2 separate regions of the Homo sapiens genome follow, and region 1 is linked to region 2. A link is a contact called in ENCODE Hi-C or POLR2A ChIA-PET data. All regions are on one chromosome and are shown on one strand. Each heading gives the region's core, a stretch centred on a gene start or an enhancer-like site at or near the end of the contact. The rest is flanking DNA. Distances are from core to core; before and after follow the strand shown. Region 1 overlaps STAT3 (signal transducer and activator of transcription 3). Region 2 holds the start of CCR7 (C-C motif chemokine receptor 7).

What was found. Hi-C counts contacts between places; a loop is a spot of excess contacts on that map. ChIA-PET counts read pairs that join two places held with the same protein, here RNA polymerase II (POLR2A). Pooled maps may share reads with other maps.
Region 1: a loop to region 2 is called in a pooled map, with 2.2 times the contacts of the local background. The contact joins the enhancer-like site here to the promoter of CCR7 in region 2. A Hi-C loop is called at or near these places in 1 of 50 pooled maps. POLR2A ChIA-PET finds 5 or more read pairs at or near these places in 2 of 52 experiments (GM10248 and activated T-cell).

What each region holds. Positions count from the first base shown.
Region 1 is chr17:42,338,333-42,345,333 of GRCh38, forward strand. STAT3 (signal transducer and activator of transcription 3) reads right to left here. Exons shown (of 24, transcript NM_139276.3): 5 at 982-1,077; 6 at 399-480. Among named protein-coding and RNA genes, the nearest start is that of STAT3, 47 kb to the right of the region's middle. RefSeq lists a silencer at 5,050-5,119. Within about 2 kb of position 2,644, at least 3 of the 41 ENCODE cell types and tissues checked have a DNase peak (open chromatin) inside an H3K27ac peak, as active enhancers do.
Region 2 is chr17:40,563,812-40,571,242 of GRCh38, forward strand. It overlaps CCR7 (C-C motif chemokine receptor 7), which reads right to left and starts at 1,661. Exons shown (of 3, transcript NM_001838.4): 1 at 1,589-1,661. The coding sequence starts at 1,598. RefSeq lists an enhancer at 300-1,216.

The DNA.
Region 1 (7,001 bases), core at 1,394-3,893, 1.8 Mb after region 2:
ATACTCCTGGACCTGAGGGAATACTCCTGGACCTGAGGGAATACTCCTTGACCTGAGGGAATACTCCTGGACCTGAGGGAATACTCCTGGACCTGAGGGAATACTCCTGGACCTGAGGGAATACTCCTGGACCTGAGGGAATACTCCTGGACCTGAGGGAATACTCCTTGACCTGAGGGAATACTCCTTGACCTGAGGGAATACTCCTGGACCTGAGGGAATACTCCTGGACCTGAGGGAATACTCCTGTCCTTAATGACCAGGCTCCTTTGAGGACCCGTACCTCCCTTGCGCCCCGCCCGCCTTAAGATCTAAACAGAGTTAAGACAAATGAGTCTTTCAACTCAACAACACAAACTCACTTTCTAGAGATTTTAACATCTCTAATATTCACTTGCCTCCTTGACTCTTGAGGGTTTTATAGTTGAAATCAAAGTCATCCTGGAGATTCTCTACCACTTTCATTTTCTGTTCTAGATCCTGTTTAAAATAAGCAAACAAAAAAACAGAAGTAAAGAAAGATTTCCTTGGGAACAGAAAATATAAAGTTTCTGAGGAGAATTCAAATGAAGCCAAAACCTCAAAAAAGATACATGCAGGACCTGCAGGCAGTATCCCCAAGAGAAGGCTCCCTGTTGGCCAGGTGCAGTGGCTCACGCCTGTAATGCCAGCACTTTGAGAGGCTGAGTTGGGAGGATCACTTGAGCCCAGGAGTTCATGATCAGCCTGGACAACACAGGGAGACCCCCATCTCTACAAATTTTTTTTTTTTAATTAGCTGGGCGTGGTGGTGCATGCCTGTGGTCCCGGCTACTTGGGAGGATGAGGTAGGAGGATCGCTTGGGCCTGAGAGGTCGAGGCTGCAGTGAGCTGTGATCATGCCACTGCAGCCCAGCCTGAGTGGCAGAGCAAGACCCTGTCTCAAAAAAAAAAAAAAAAATTAATGAAAGCTCCCTGCCCGAGGCTTGTAACTTGCATCACCTGCACTCTCTTCCGGACATCCTGAAGGTGCTGCTCCAGCATCTGCTGCTTCTCCGTCACCACGGCTGCTGTGGGGTGGTTGGCCTGGCCCCCTTGCTGCCAAAAAGGAGGTCAATGCACATGTGAACACAGAACTATGGGGAGAGGAATACCTCTACCCAGCTTCCATCCCACCCTAACTACCCTTCTTGTTTGGCTTGAGACGCTGCTGCCATCACAAGAGGAAGGGAAACAGAGGCAGTGGTGCTGTCACTACACAGGTGACACTACACAGGTCATACCATAAACCCCCTTTATGGCACTAAGAGACCACATGTTCAGCTAAGACATGGTCTATGCCTTCAAAAACCTCATGGGCAAGTATGTCAAAAAATTCAAAACAATTTATGACAGCAGATGTTGGATGTCTACTTAAACGTGGTGTCCAGTATATTTCTGAGGGATAATAAAAAAAAAGTCCTGCCCTAGGGATGAAATTCCATATTAAAAGATATTATCTTGGGGAGAAGGGGAGGCTGGTACCTTGGAAAATGTCAAATAGCACATGGAAAAAGAAAAAGAAGAAAGAAGGCTGGATGTAGCAGCTCACACCTATAATATCAGCACTTGGGAAGGCTGAAGTGGGAGGACTGCTTGAGGCCAGGAGTTCAAAACTAGCCTAGTCAACATAGTGAGGCCCCATCTCGAATGAATAAATGAATGAATGAATTAAAGAAATAACAAAAAATAAATAGCATATGAAACTTAAAAATTACAGGTTCGTGCCAGGTGCGGTGGCTGATGCCTGTAATCCCAGCACTTTGGGAGGCCAAGGTGGGCAGATTACCTGAGGTCAGGAGTTTGAGACCAGCCTGACCGACACGGAGAAACCCATCTCTACTAAAAATACAAAGTTAGCTGAGCTTGGTGGTGCATGCCTGTAATCCCAGCTACTCGGGAGGCTGAGGAAGGAGAATCGCCTGAACCCGGGAGGTGGAGGTTGTGGTGAGCCAAGACTGCGCCATGCACTCCAGCCTGAGCAACAAAAGTGAAACTCCATCTCAAAAAAAAAAAAAAAAAATTACAGGCTTGGGCTAGGCATGGTAGCTCCCACCTATAATCCTAGCACTTTGGGAAACCAAGGCAGGAGGATCACTTGAGGCTGGGAGTTTGAGACCGGCCCAGGGAACATAGAAAGAGACCTCATCTCAACCAAAAAAAAAAAAAAATTTTTTTTTAACTAGCTGGGCATGGTGGCATATACCTGTAGTTCTAGCTACTTGGGAGGCTGAGGTGGGAGGATCATTTAAGTCCAGAAGTTTGAGGCCACACTACAGCCAGTTTTATGGGCAACCATTCTCTTCCTTTCCCATGGTCCCTATCCAAGCCCACAGAATACAAACTTCTTAGAAGTTTTGGGAAGGTGACCCATGCCCCTACTTCTTCCCACAGTGACAGTGACTCATCTGATTGGTAAGATGGAGAGAAAGACTCTGTGTACACACAGATCTTCAAAGAACCCAGCACCTAAGCTGGTGCCTCCCTCCTCTCACTCTTGCCTTCCTAGGGCCCACCATAAGCAAGAGCAGCAGCCTGGTTTCTAGAAGCAGGTCTAGAGGCCTATCCCTCTGCCTTGTTGGTCTATGGCAGCTGAAGCTCCATATGGATGGCTGGGGTGGGGTGGGGGTGCTGCTCTGCACATCCAGTCTCTCTACCCCAAGATCTAACTCAGGGCACAGGCATTGGAAAGCCCCTATGGTTACCAGCTCAAGCCACACTTTCCATTCTAGTTTTACCAACAATACAGCTGATGTTTTAACCTTCATTCCTTTCTCATGTCTATTTCTCAAGCAGGACTACACTTAAAGGGAGAAAACATGATTAACGATCACCCACAGAAACCCACCTCTAATACCTTCGTAAAAAACTGTATTGGCTCCCCACTGCTTCCAGCTATAAACATCTCAGGCCAACACAGAAAGCTGTTTCACACAATTGATAACTTCAACTTTCCCTCCCTGTGCCTTGGTCACCCCAGACTCCCAACTCTTCCCTGCATGCAGTGTGTTTCCACACTCTCTTCCCACCCGCTATCCACTCAGCATGGCCTGGGCTTCAGCCCAAACACACCTGAACTCACTCACCTTCAAATTCAGTTCAAATGTTTCTTTTCCTGAGAAATCTTATTCAACTTCCTTAGACAAAATGACACACATCCTTTTCTGTGTTTTTCTCACTTTGAGTGTTTGTGTACTTATAATCCCAACTAGCCTGACAGCCCTTGGTAGCAGGGATTACATCCACTCTTCTATCTTTAACCAATTCTAGACACTTAAGAGCATGCCAGGTATTGTAAACAGAAAAAATAGCAGTGAGGCCTGGGTTGAGGCCACAAATAACCAACTTATAGCTTTATATCAGGGGTTGCAAACTTTTTCTCTAAGGGACAGAGGGTAAATATTTTTGGTTTCCTGGGTCATACAGTCCCTGCCACAAATAGCCCTGCCACTGCAGCACCAAAGCAGCCACAGATAATGCATAAATAAATGAGTGTGGCTGGGTTCCGAAAAAACCTCATTTACAAAAACAAGCAGCAGGCTGGATTTGGGCCACGCTCACAGTTTGCAGACCCCTAATCCGTACGATTGAAAACATCCTTGGGATAACTTTGGCTTTCCTACCTCCCATGGTAAGTTGGAGCCTCTATCCAAATTGACTTAAACCACTTATTTTTATCTTGTGGAGCAGGATAAAATACAAAGGTTTTCCACAGCAGAAAATCCTAGTGCTGCCTGAGCAAATGCCTGTGTGCTAACCTCTTGGGCTACAGGGCACTGCACAGTAAGTGTTACCTACCACCTCGCTCACACCTGAGCATATCAGTTTTCTGCTTAAAATTCCTCACTAGGGCCGGACACAGTGGCTTATGCCTGTAATCCCAGCACTTTGGGAGGCCGAGGTGGATGGATCACCTGAGGTCAGGAGTTTGAGACCAGCCTGGCCAATATGGTGAAACCCTATCTCACTAAAAATACAAAAAATTAGCCCAGTGTGGTGGCTCATGCCTGTAATCCCAGCTACTTGGGAAGCTGAGACATGAGAATCGCTTGAACCTGAGAGGCAGAGGTTGCAGTGGGCCGAAATCGCGTCACTGCACTCCGGCCTGGGTGACAGAGTGAGACTCTGTCTCAAAAGAAAAAAAAAAAATTCTTCACTGGGTCCCCATTTCCTACAGTAATGGTGAGGGTGATGATAGTGATGTCAGCAGCAGCAGAAAGCAGTTAAATTATTTTGCATTTATGTGTCAGATACTGTTCTAAGCATTTTACATGTATGAATTAATTCTATGAAGAAGGTATTGTTATCACTCCCATTGGAGGAACAGAGAGAGTAAAAATTGTTTACTTAAGGTTACAGAGCAAGTGGCAGGGCTGCGGGTTCAAACCGAAGCAGTTGGCCCCTTGTGGTAAACTGCTCTTCCAGGGCCCCACTGTTAGGCATGACTAATTAAAACATCATGTGGCCTTGACTAGCTTGTCTTCCCCGACCCAATCAGATGCTGAACTTTCTACACTTCTCCCAAGAATACACATTTCTGTTTCTGTCTTTGAACATGATCTTCTTTCTGCCTGGAGAGCTCTTTCTCATCAGTTGATGAGCCCAGGAGTTCAACACCAGCCTGGGAAACATGGCAAGAGCCCATCTCTACCAAAAAAAAAAAAAAAAAAAATTAGCTGGGCATGGTGGCATGTGCCTGTAGTCCCAGCTACTCATAAGGCTGAGGCAGGAGGATCGCTAGGGCCCAGGTGGTTGAGGCTGCAGTGAGCTGTGATCACACCACTGCACTCCAGCCTGGGTGACAGAGTGAGACTGTCTCAAAAAAAAAAAAAAAAAACAAAGGTTACAAAGGTAAATTTGAAATGTAATGTTATGTGTATTTCACCACAATTTTTTAAAAAGCAGGGGGTCACGGAGAAAAAGAAAAAATGTCCCTGATTATAGGATATTAAAGACGGTAAAACCCCTCACAGAAAGTAAAAAAGTCTCCTATGACCGACTACTTTAATGATTTAGTATATGTGTTTCCAGATATTTTCCCATACATACCAATAGTATATGCAAATTGCATACATTTAGTTTTACTACTATGAATCAGATCTTTCTTTTTTTTTTTTTTTTTTTTTCAGTCGGAGTCTCGCTCTGTCGCCCAGGAGTGCAGTGGCGCAATCTTGGTTCACTACAACCTCCGCCTCCCAGGTTCAAGCGATTCTCCTGCCCCAGCTTCCCGAGTAGCTGGGACTACAGGCGCGTACCACCACACCCAGCTAATTTTTGTATTTTTAGTAGAGATGGGGTTTCATCATGTTGGCCAGGATGGTCTCAATCTCTTGACCTCATGATCTGCCCACCTTGGCCTCCCAAAGTGCTTGGATTACAGGCGTGAGACATCGTGCCTGGCCCAGATCTTTACTTTCATTACATCTTCTAACAGGTTACTGCTGCTACTGATTAGGGGAACTGCAGATTCTAAAAATATTTATCTTGTATACAATGGCCTTTCTAAACCTTGCTAGTTCCAATTGTTATTGTTAGTTTTGTTTCTCTTGGATCTTCGAGGAAGACCTATCTATCTGTAAATAATAAGAGTTCTGTCCCTTGCTTTCCAATATTTGTACCCTCATTTCTTTTTCTTTTTGCATAGGCTGGATCCCTCAGAAAAGTATCAATGGTAAAAGACATCCTTATCTTTTGCTGTTTTTACTGAGAATAGTGTTTCACCACTGTGCATCATGCTCCCTTTGGTTTCTGATAAATATTCTTTCTTGTGTTTAGAAAGATCCTTAATTAAGCCAGGTGCGGTTGCTCACGCCTGTAATCCCAGCACTTTGGGAGGCCGAGGCGGGCGGATCACGAGGTCAAGAGATCGAGACCATCCTGGCTAACACAGTGAAACCCCATCTCTACTAAAAACACAAAAAATTAGCTGGGTGTGGTGGCGCGCGCCTGTAGTCCCAGCTACTTGGGAGGCTGAGGCAGGGGAATAGCTTGAACCTGGGAGGCAGAAGTTGCAGTGAGCTGAGATCACGCCACTGCACTCCAGCCTGGCAACAGAGCAAGACTCTGTCTCAAAAAAAAAAAAAAGGCTGGGCGTGGTGGCTCATGCCTATAATCCCAGCACTTTGGGAGGCTGTGGCCGGTGGATCATGAAGTCAGGAGATCAAGACCATCCTGCCTAACAAGGTGAAACCCCATCTCTACTAAAAAAAATACAAAAAATTAGCCAGGCTTGGTGGCACACACCTGTAGTCCCAGCTAGTCGGGAGGCTGAGGCAAGAGAATCGCTTGAACCTGGGAGGCGGAGGTTGCAGTGAGCTAAGATGGCACCACTGCACTCCAGCCTGGACGACAGAGAGAGACTCTGTCTCAAAAAAAAAAAAAAAGAGAGATGAGGTCTCGCTACATTGCCCCAGCTGGTCTCGAACTCCTGAGGCTCAGGCAATCTGCCCGTCTCAGCCTCCCAAAGTGCTGGGATTACAGGCGTGAGCTACTACACCTGGCTGTTTTTTAGGTTTTGATATGAGGATTTTTCCAGCCTCATAAAATAAGCTGAAAACATCCCTTGTTTTCCTATACTTTGGAAAAGTTTGAATGATATTGGAATAATCTGTACTATGAAAGTTTGTCAGAACAGGCCGGGCACAGTGGCTCACGCCTGTAATCCCAGCACTGTGGGAGGCTGAGGCGGGCGGATCACCTGAGGTCAGGAGTTCGAGACCAGCCTGACCAACATGAAGAAACCCCGTCTCTACTAAAAATACAAAATTAGCTGGGTGTGGTGGCACACGCCTATAATCCCAGCTACTCTTGAGGCTGAGGCAGGAGAATCACTTGAACCCTGGAGGTGGAGGTTGCAGTGAGCCAAGATCGCGCCATTGCACTCTAGCCTGGGTAACAAGAGCAAAACTCTGTCTCAGAAAAAAAAAAAAAGAAAAACAAAGAAAATTTGTCAGAACAAAACAAAACTTTTAAACCATTGGGTC
Region 2 (7,431 bases), core at 411-2,910:
TAAGACACTCTGCACATCTTCCCAACCCCCTGTTCAGTCATGTAGATGGCTTGAAATCAATCAGCCAGGGTGGGAGAATTTACACCATGGAAATTGGCAAGCACTACAAATTCAGGACTTTCCCTCCACCCTGGAGTCAGCTACCAGTGCTCCACCCCGGGGAGCTGCTTTTCAAATGCCCAGTAGCACACCACTGGGCACTGCTTGGTTTCCTTCCTGGAGGCCAGTATGAAAGGCTGGAGCAGGGTCTTCTGTGGGTGACGTCTGTACTGTGGGATTGTGATGGGGGGTGGTGGAGGGGGTGCAGGGGAGTGGGATTTAAGGGTAGATTGGCTGGGAAATGAGGCATTTGGAAGAGATTTTCAAAAACTAAACTCTACGGAGTTCTTGATACGGTGTATTCATTCATTCCGCAGACATTTTCTCCTCACATCCTCAAAGCACCTGAACCTGCCTTTCAGGAGTTCACAGTCAGTGGGTGGGGTGACCACTTTAACCCTTTCACAGCTGTTTGCTGGGTCCAGATCCAGCGTTCAGGGCAGGCGGGAAAGTAAGAGATGAAATCAAGGAGGCTGTGGTGTGGCGAGGAGGGGTGTGAGGACAGCACCAGGGAACCTTCACTTTTTAAAGCCAACCCTTTGCGGCTTTGAGGCCGCCGTGGTGCATTGTTTGCTGGTGAGACAAGCCATCTAGGAACCTGGTCTTCTTAGCCTCAGCCTGGTCTGACTCCACAGCTGAGATTTATAAAGGGGGCGTCTGGAGCTGGATGAACCACTCAGAACACCCTCAGTGCTTCCCCTTGACCCCTTCTAGGTTAGACCTGAGAAAGGGCTTTCTAAAGAGTAGAGTTATCTGCCGGGGCAGAGTGCGTGAGGTTTGCTCAGGGGCAGGGGCTGTGCTGAAGGCCTGGCTATGATTTCTCCAAGCTGAGTGCCCCTTGCCATCCCATTCCATGTTGCCTGCCCGTTCCTTAACTTGCAAGAGGCAACAGCAAAGCCAGATCAAAGCAGGTGGGATGTGCAGCAGAGAGAAAGCAACCAGAGCTTGCATTTGCAATGCACCGCACCATTCTCACAACCCAGTCACGTTTCATTTGCATCTCCTCATGACCCCAAGTGGACAGGTATATGAATATTTGGCAGGGGAGAAAGGTGGGAATCAGAGAGTGGGTAAAAGGTCCTAAGCTCTCTAGGGAGAATTTCTCTGTTGAAACCTGTCCCCAGAGGTCCCAGAGGGCCTAACCTATCACCCTCATGATGAGAACAGGTTCTGCCAGACCACCAAGCCCAGCCCCGCCACTCTCTTATGTCCCTGCTGTTTTAGAAAGACATGATCTCGGCCCCTCCCTTGTCCCCACTGGCACCAAAGGCTGACCCCTTCTCCAGGTCTGAAAGGGCAGGTGCACCCCTCCTGGGACAGCAGGGGGCATTCTCTGGAAGTAGCTTCCAATGCCCACCAAATCAGAACTGATTTCTCCAGGAAGCACCCCTATGCGCTCCACCCGCATCCTCCACCCCCATTCCACAGGGTCAGTCTGGGTGTCCAAGACCCTGGTACTGTTCCTTCTCACATGAAGAGGCTCACTCACCCAGGTCCATGACGCTCTCTGGGCGGTAAAACCACACAGGAAGGCTGTGCCCGGCCTCGCACTACCCCTGTCTGGGGAGGAAGTGGTTCAAGCCCCTTTTAAGTTGTCGGAGAAGCCACCCTCTTCCCTGCCCCTCCCACCCTTGCTCCTCCCCCCAGCCCTCCCTGACTCATGCAGGGCCCCTTCAATGCCTTCAGAGATAAAGGGGCAGAAGAAAGGTGACAGAGGGTGACAGTCGCTGGTCATAGGATCCTGAATCATTAGGTCATTTACATTCAAAAAGCCCCCTGCGCTGCCTGGCAGAATCTAGATGAGGGGCCATTTACTGATTCAACAAATATTTATAGCATGAATATCACATGCCAGGCCATGGGTTAGATGTTGGGGAGTCAGAGATGTGTGAGAGAAGTGTCCCCATCCTTCCCTTGCTCTGCTCAGTGTCACAGTGGAATATAGTCCCAAATGGCTTTCCCTCTGGCTTCTGGGTAGTTTAGGCCAATGGGAGGCACTGACACATAATGACAGGTAAAAGGGAAGAGATATGCCACGATGTATCTTTTTTCTCCCCCCTTCCCCTCCCCTCCCCTCCCTCCCCTTTCCCTCTTCTCCCCTCCCTTCCTTTTCCTTTCTTAATGACAGCTTTATTGAGCTATAATCCACATCCCATAAAATTTACCTTTTTAAAGTATAGAATTCAATGGTTTTTGTATGTTCACAGAGTTATGCAACCATCACCACAATACATTTTAGAACATTTTTTCTCACTCCCTCTCAAGAACCCTGTAATCACTAGCAATGACTGCTCCCCTCCCCTCCTGTCATCGAAAGCCCCTGGCAACCACAAATCTACTTTCTGGCTCTATAGATTTTCCTATTCTGAACATTTCACATAAATAGAAGTATCAATATGTGACCTTCACATCTGGCTTCTTTCAGTTAGTGTTTTCAAGGTTACCTATGTGGTGGTATGGATCCATTCCCCATTCCTTTTTATGGCTGAATAACATTCCATTGTATGGATATGCCACATTTTGTTTGTCTGTCATCAGTTGGATGTTTGGGCTGTTTTCCCTTTTAGCTATTATGAATGATGCTGCTATAAATATTTATGTGCAAGTGTTTGTGTGGACATATGCTTTATTTCTCTTGGGTATATACCTAGAAGTGAAATTGTTGAGTCATATGGTAATTATATATTTAACATTTTGACGAACTATCAAACTGTTTTCCAAAGTGACTACACCATTTTGTTCCCATCAACAATGCGTGAGGGTTCCACATTGTCAACAAAACTTACTATTGTCCATTCTTTTGATTCTAGCCATCCTAGTGGCTGTAAAGTGGTATCTCATTGTGTTTTTTTTCTTTTTTCTTTTTTTTTTTTGGAGATGGAGTCTTACTCTGTTGCACAGGCTGGAGTGCAGTGGCACGATCTTGGCTTACTGCAGTCTCCACCTCCTGGGTTCAAGTGATTCTCCTGCCTCAGCCTCCCAAGTAGCTGGGACTACAGGCACGTGCCACCATGCCTGGCTAATTTTTGTATTTTTAGTAGAAACGGGGTTTCACCATGTTGGCCAAGCTGGTCTCAAACTCCTAACCTAAGGTGATCTGCCAGCCTCGGCCTCCCAAAGTGCTGGGATTGCAGGCATGAGCCACCATGCCCGGCCTCTTTGTAGTTTTGATATGCGTTTTCCTAATGACTACCTATGCTGAGCATCTTTTCATGCTCTTATTGACCATTTGTATTATTTTTTGAGAAATTTCTATTCAAATCCTTTGCCCATTTAAAAAATTGGGTTATTTATTTTTTATTATTGAGTTGTAAGACTTCTTTATATATTCTGGTTACAATCCCTTATCTGATACATATCTGTAAATATTTTCTCCCTTACTATGGATCATCTTTTCACTTTCTTGATAGCGTCCTTTGAAGCACAAAGGCTTTTTGTTTTTTAAAACCTGAATCTCTGGCAAAAGAAGCGCAAAGTTTTAAATGTGGAGGTTCAATTGATTTATTTTTCTTTTGTCAATTGTGTCTTTGGTGCCATATCTAAGAAACCATTGCATAATTCAAGTATACAAAGATTTATTCGTATATGTTCTTTTAAGACTTTTATAGTTTTAGCTGCAACATTTAGATCTGATCCATTTTGAGCTAATTGTTGCATATGGTGTGAGGTAGGGATCCAGCTTCATTTTTTATATGGATATCTAGTTTTCCCAGCATCATTTGTTGAAAAGACTATTTTTTCCACCATTGAACTGTCTTAGCACCTCTGTTGGAAATCAATTCATCATAAATGTAATGGTTTATTTCTAGACTATCAATTCTATTTTATCAATCTCTGTGTCTGTCCTATGACAGTACCACACTGTCTCGATTACTGTAGCTTTATAGCAAATTTTGAAATTGGGAGTTGTGACTGCTCCAACTTTATCTGTCTTTTTAAACATTGTTTGACTAATCTGCATCTCTCTCTTTTCCATATGAATTTTAGGTTATCAATTTCTGCAATGAAACCAGCTGGGATTCTAATAGGAATTTCATTGAATCTGTAAATCAATTTAGGGAGTATTGCCATTCTAACAAAGTCTTTTGGTCCATGAACATGGGATTTTTTTCATTTATTTAGGTCTTCCTTAATTTCTTTATACTTTTTAGGCTGCAAGTCTTTCACTTCTTTGTTAAATTTTTTCTTAAGTATTTTACTCTTTTTGATGTGCTTGTAAATGAAATTGTTTTCTTAATTTTATTTTCAAAGATGGCCAACTAGAAGCAGGTATGGGGCATGGCTCTCTCAGAGAGGAACAAAGGGGTGGGTACTTCAAAACCTTTATCTGAAACATCCAGATACTTGCATTGGGACTGATTAAGGAATCAGCTCGACCCACAGAGGATAGAGGAAAGCAGGGCAGGGCAATGGCCTACATAGGAGCAACACAGACCCAAAGGAAACCCCCTCCCCTCCCCCCACCAGGGAAGTGGTGAGTGAATGTGCAAACCTGGGGAATGATGCTTCTCCCACCGATCTTTGCAACCTTTGGATCGGGAGATCCCCTGTGAACCCACTCCACCAGGCCTTTGGGTCTTACACACAGAGCTGCATTGGATTATTGGCAGAGCAGCTGCTCAGGCATGCACAGACACCCAGGAGCTTTACATACTCAGGCTCCGGAACCCCAGCAAAGGTGACCGCCATTCAGGCAAGGCAGGAGGTCTGTACATACCCCTAGGAAGGAGGCTGAATCCAGGGAGCTGAGCAGCATTGGTCTGTGGGCCTCACTTCCACAGCACCTCACCAGATAAGACCAACTGGCTTGGAATTCCAGCCAGCCACGGGCAACAGTGTAGCACCTACCTGAGACAAGGTGGAGTTCTGGGGGTGGCTGGGGTGGGGGTGAGGGGCACCACCTTTGCTGTTTGGACGACTCAGCTGTTCCAGCCTGTAGACTTTGGAGAGTCCAAACCCACCAGGTGTGGAAAGGATCCCCCAGCACAGCACAGCTGCTCTGCCAAAACGTGGCCAGACTGTTTTTTTAAGCAGGACTCCTATCCATTCCTCCTCACTGGGTGGGTCTTCCCAAACAAGGCCTTCAGCCACCTCTGCCCATTTTCTACAGCCCATAAAATTTTGATCTCTCCCTGGGACAGGGTGCCTGGATGGTGGAGAGGGCTGCCACCTTTGCTGTTTGGGCATCCCAGCCATTCCAGCCTTTCAGCTTTGGGGAGCTCAAACCAACTGGGGGCTGAAAGGATCTCCCAACGTGGCACAGCTGCTTTACCAAAATATGGCCAGACTGCTTCTTTAAGAGGGTCCCTAATCCATTCCTTCTCACTGGGCAGGACCTCCCAACTGTGGCCTCCAGCCACTCCTGTCGATGTTCTCTGGCTGACAGAGATTTGAAGACTTCCTGGGACAGAGCTCCTCGGGGGAGGGGCAGGCTGCCATCTTTGCTGTTTTGGCGACTTAGCCACACCAGTCTCCAGGCTTTGGAGATCCCAAGCCAACTGGGGATGCAAGTGGTGCCCAGCATAGCATAGTTTCTCTTCGGAAGTGTGGTTAGATTGCTTCTTTCAGTGGCTCCCCAATCCTGTTCCTCCTGACTGGGTGAGACCTCCCAAATGGGGTCTCCGGCCATCTCCTACAGGTGTGTTTAGGCCAGCAATAGGTTCATACCTCCCTGGGATGGAGCTCCCAGGGGAAGGGGCAGGTTGCCATTTTTGCTGTTTCACAGCCTTCACTGGTGATACCTCCAGGTACTGGAAAATCCAAAGTGACTAGAGTCTGGAGGGGACCCTCAGCAAGCCACAGCAGCTTTATGGAAAAGTGGCCAGATTGTTAAAAGAAAAACAAAAGAAACCCCAAAACCCCATCCAAAGGTCAGCAACCTCAAAAATCAAAGGTAGATAAGCCCACAAAGATGAGAAAGAATCAGCATAAAAACACTAAAAACTCAAAAAGCCAAAGTGCCTTCTTCCTTCCAAATGACTGCAGCATCTCTCCAGCAAGGGTTTGGAACTGGGGTAAGGCTAAGATCACTGCAATGAAAGAAGTAGACTTCAGAATGTGGATAAAAATGAACGTCGCTGAGCTAAAGAAGCAAGTTGTAACCCAATGCAAGGAAGCTAAAAATCATGATAAAACAATGCAGGAGCTGACAGCCAAAATAGATATTATAGAGAAGAACATAACTGACCTGATCGAGCTGAAAAACACACTACAAGAACTTCACAATGCAATCAGAAGTATTCATAGAAGAATAGGCCAAGTTCTGCTTAGTCTTCCTCTGAAAGATTCTTCCTCTGAAAGAATCTCAGAGCTTGAAGACTGTCTTTATGAAATAATACGGGCAGATAAGAATAGAGAAAAAGAATGATAAGGAATGAATAAAACCTCCAAGAAATATGGGATTATGTAAAGAGACGGAATCTATGACTGATTGGGGTATCTGAAAGAGATGGGGAGAGTGGAAACAATTTGGAAAACATATTTCAGGATATTTTCCAGGAGAACTTCCCCAACCTAGCTAGACAAGCAAACATTCAAATTCAGGAAATGCAGAGAACCCCAGTGAGATACTCCATGAGAAGATCATTCCCAGGACACATGATCATCAGATTCTCCAAGGTAGAAATGAAAGAAAAAATGTTAAGGGCAGCCAGAGAGAAAGGCTAGGTCACCTACAAAGGGAAGCCCATCAGACTAACAGCAGACCTCTCAGTGGAAACCCTACAAGCCAGAGGAGATTGGGGGCCAATATTCAACATTCTTAAAGGAAAGAAATTCCAATACAGAATTTCATATCCAGCCAAACTAAGCTTCATAAGCGAAGGAGAAATAAGATCCTTTCAGGACAAGCAAATGTTGAGGGAATTCATTACCACCAGACCTGCCTTACAAGAACTCCTGAAGGAAGCACTAAATATGGAAAAGAAAAACTGTTATCAGCCACTACAAGAATACACTGAAGTACACAGACCAGTGACACTATGAAGCAACCGCATAAACAAGTCTGCAAAATAACCAGCTAGCATCATGATGACAGGATTGAATCCACACATAACAATACTAATCTTAAGTGTAAATGGGCTAAATGCCCCAATTAAAAGACACAGAGTGGCAAGCTGGATAAAAAACCAAGACCCATTGGTATGCTATCTGCAAGAGATCCATCTCACATGCAAAGACAGACATAGGCTCAAAAAGACCTTCAAATAGACTTAGACTCCCACACAATAATAGTGGGAGGTTTTAACACCCCATTAGACAGATCATTGAGAGAGAAAATTAACAAAGATATTCAGGACCTGAACTCAGCTCTGGAATATATGGACCTGATAG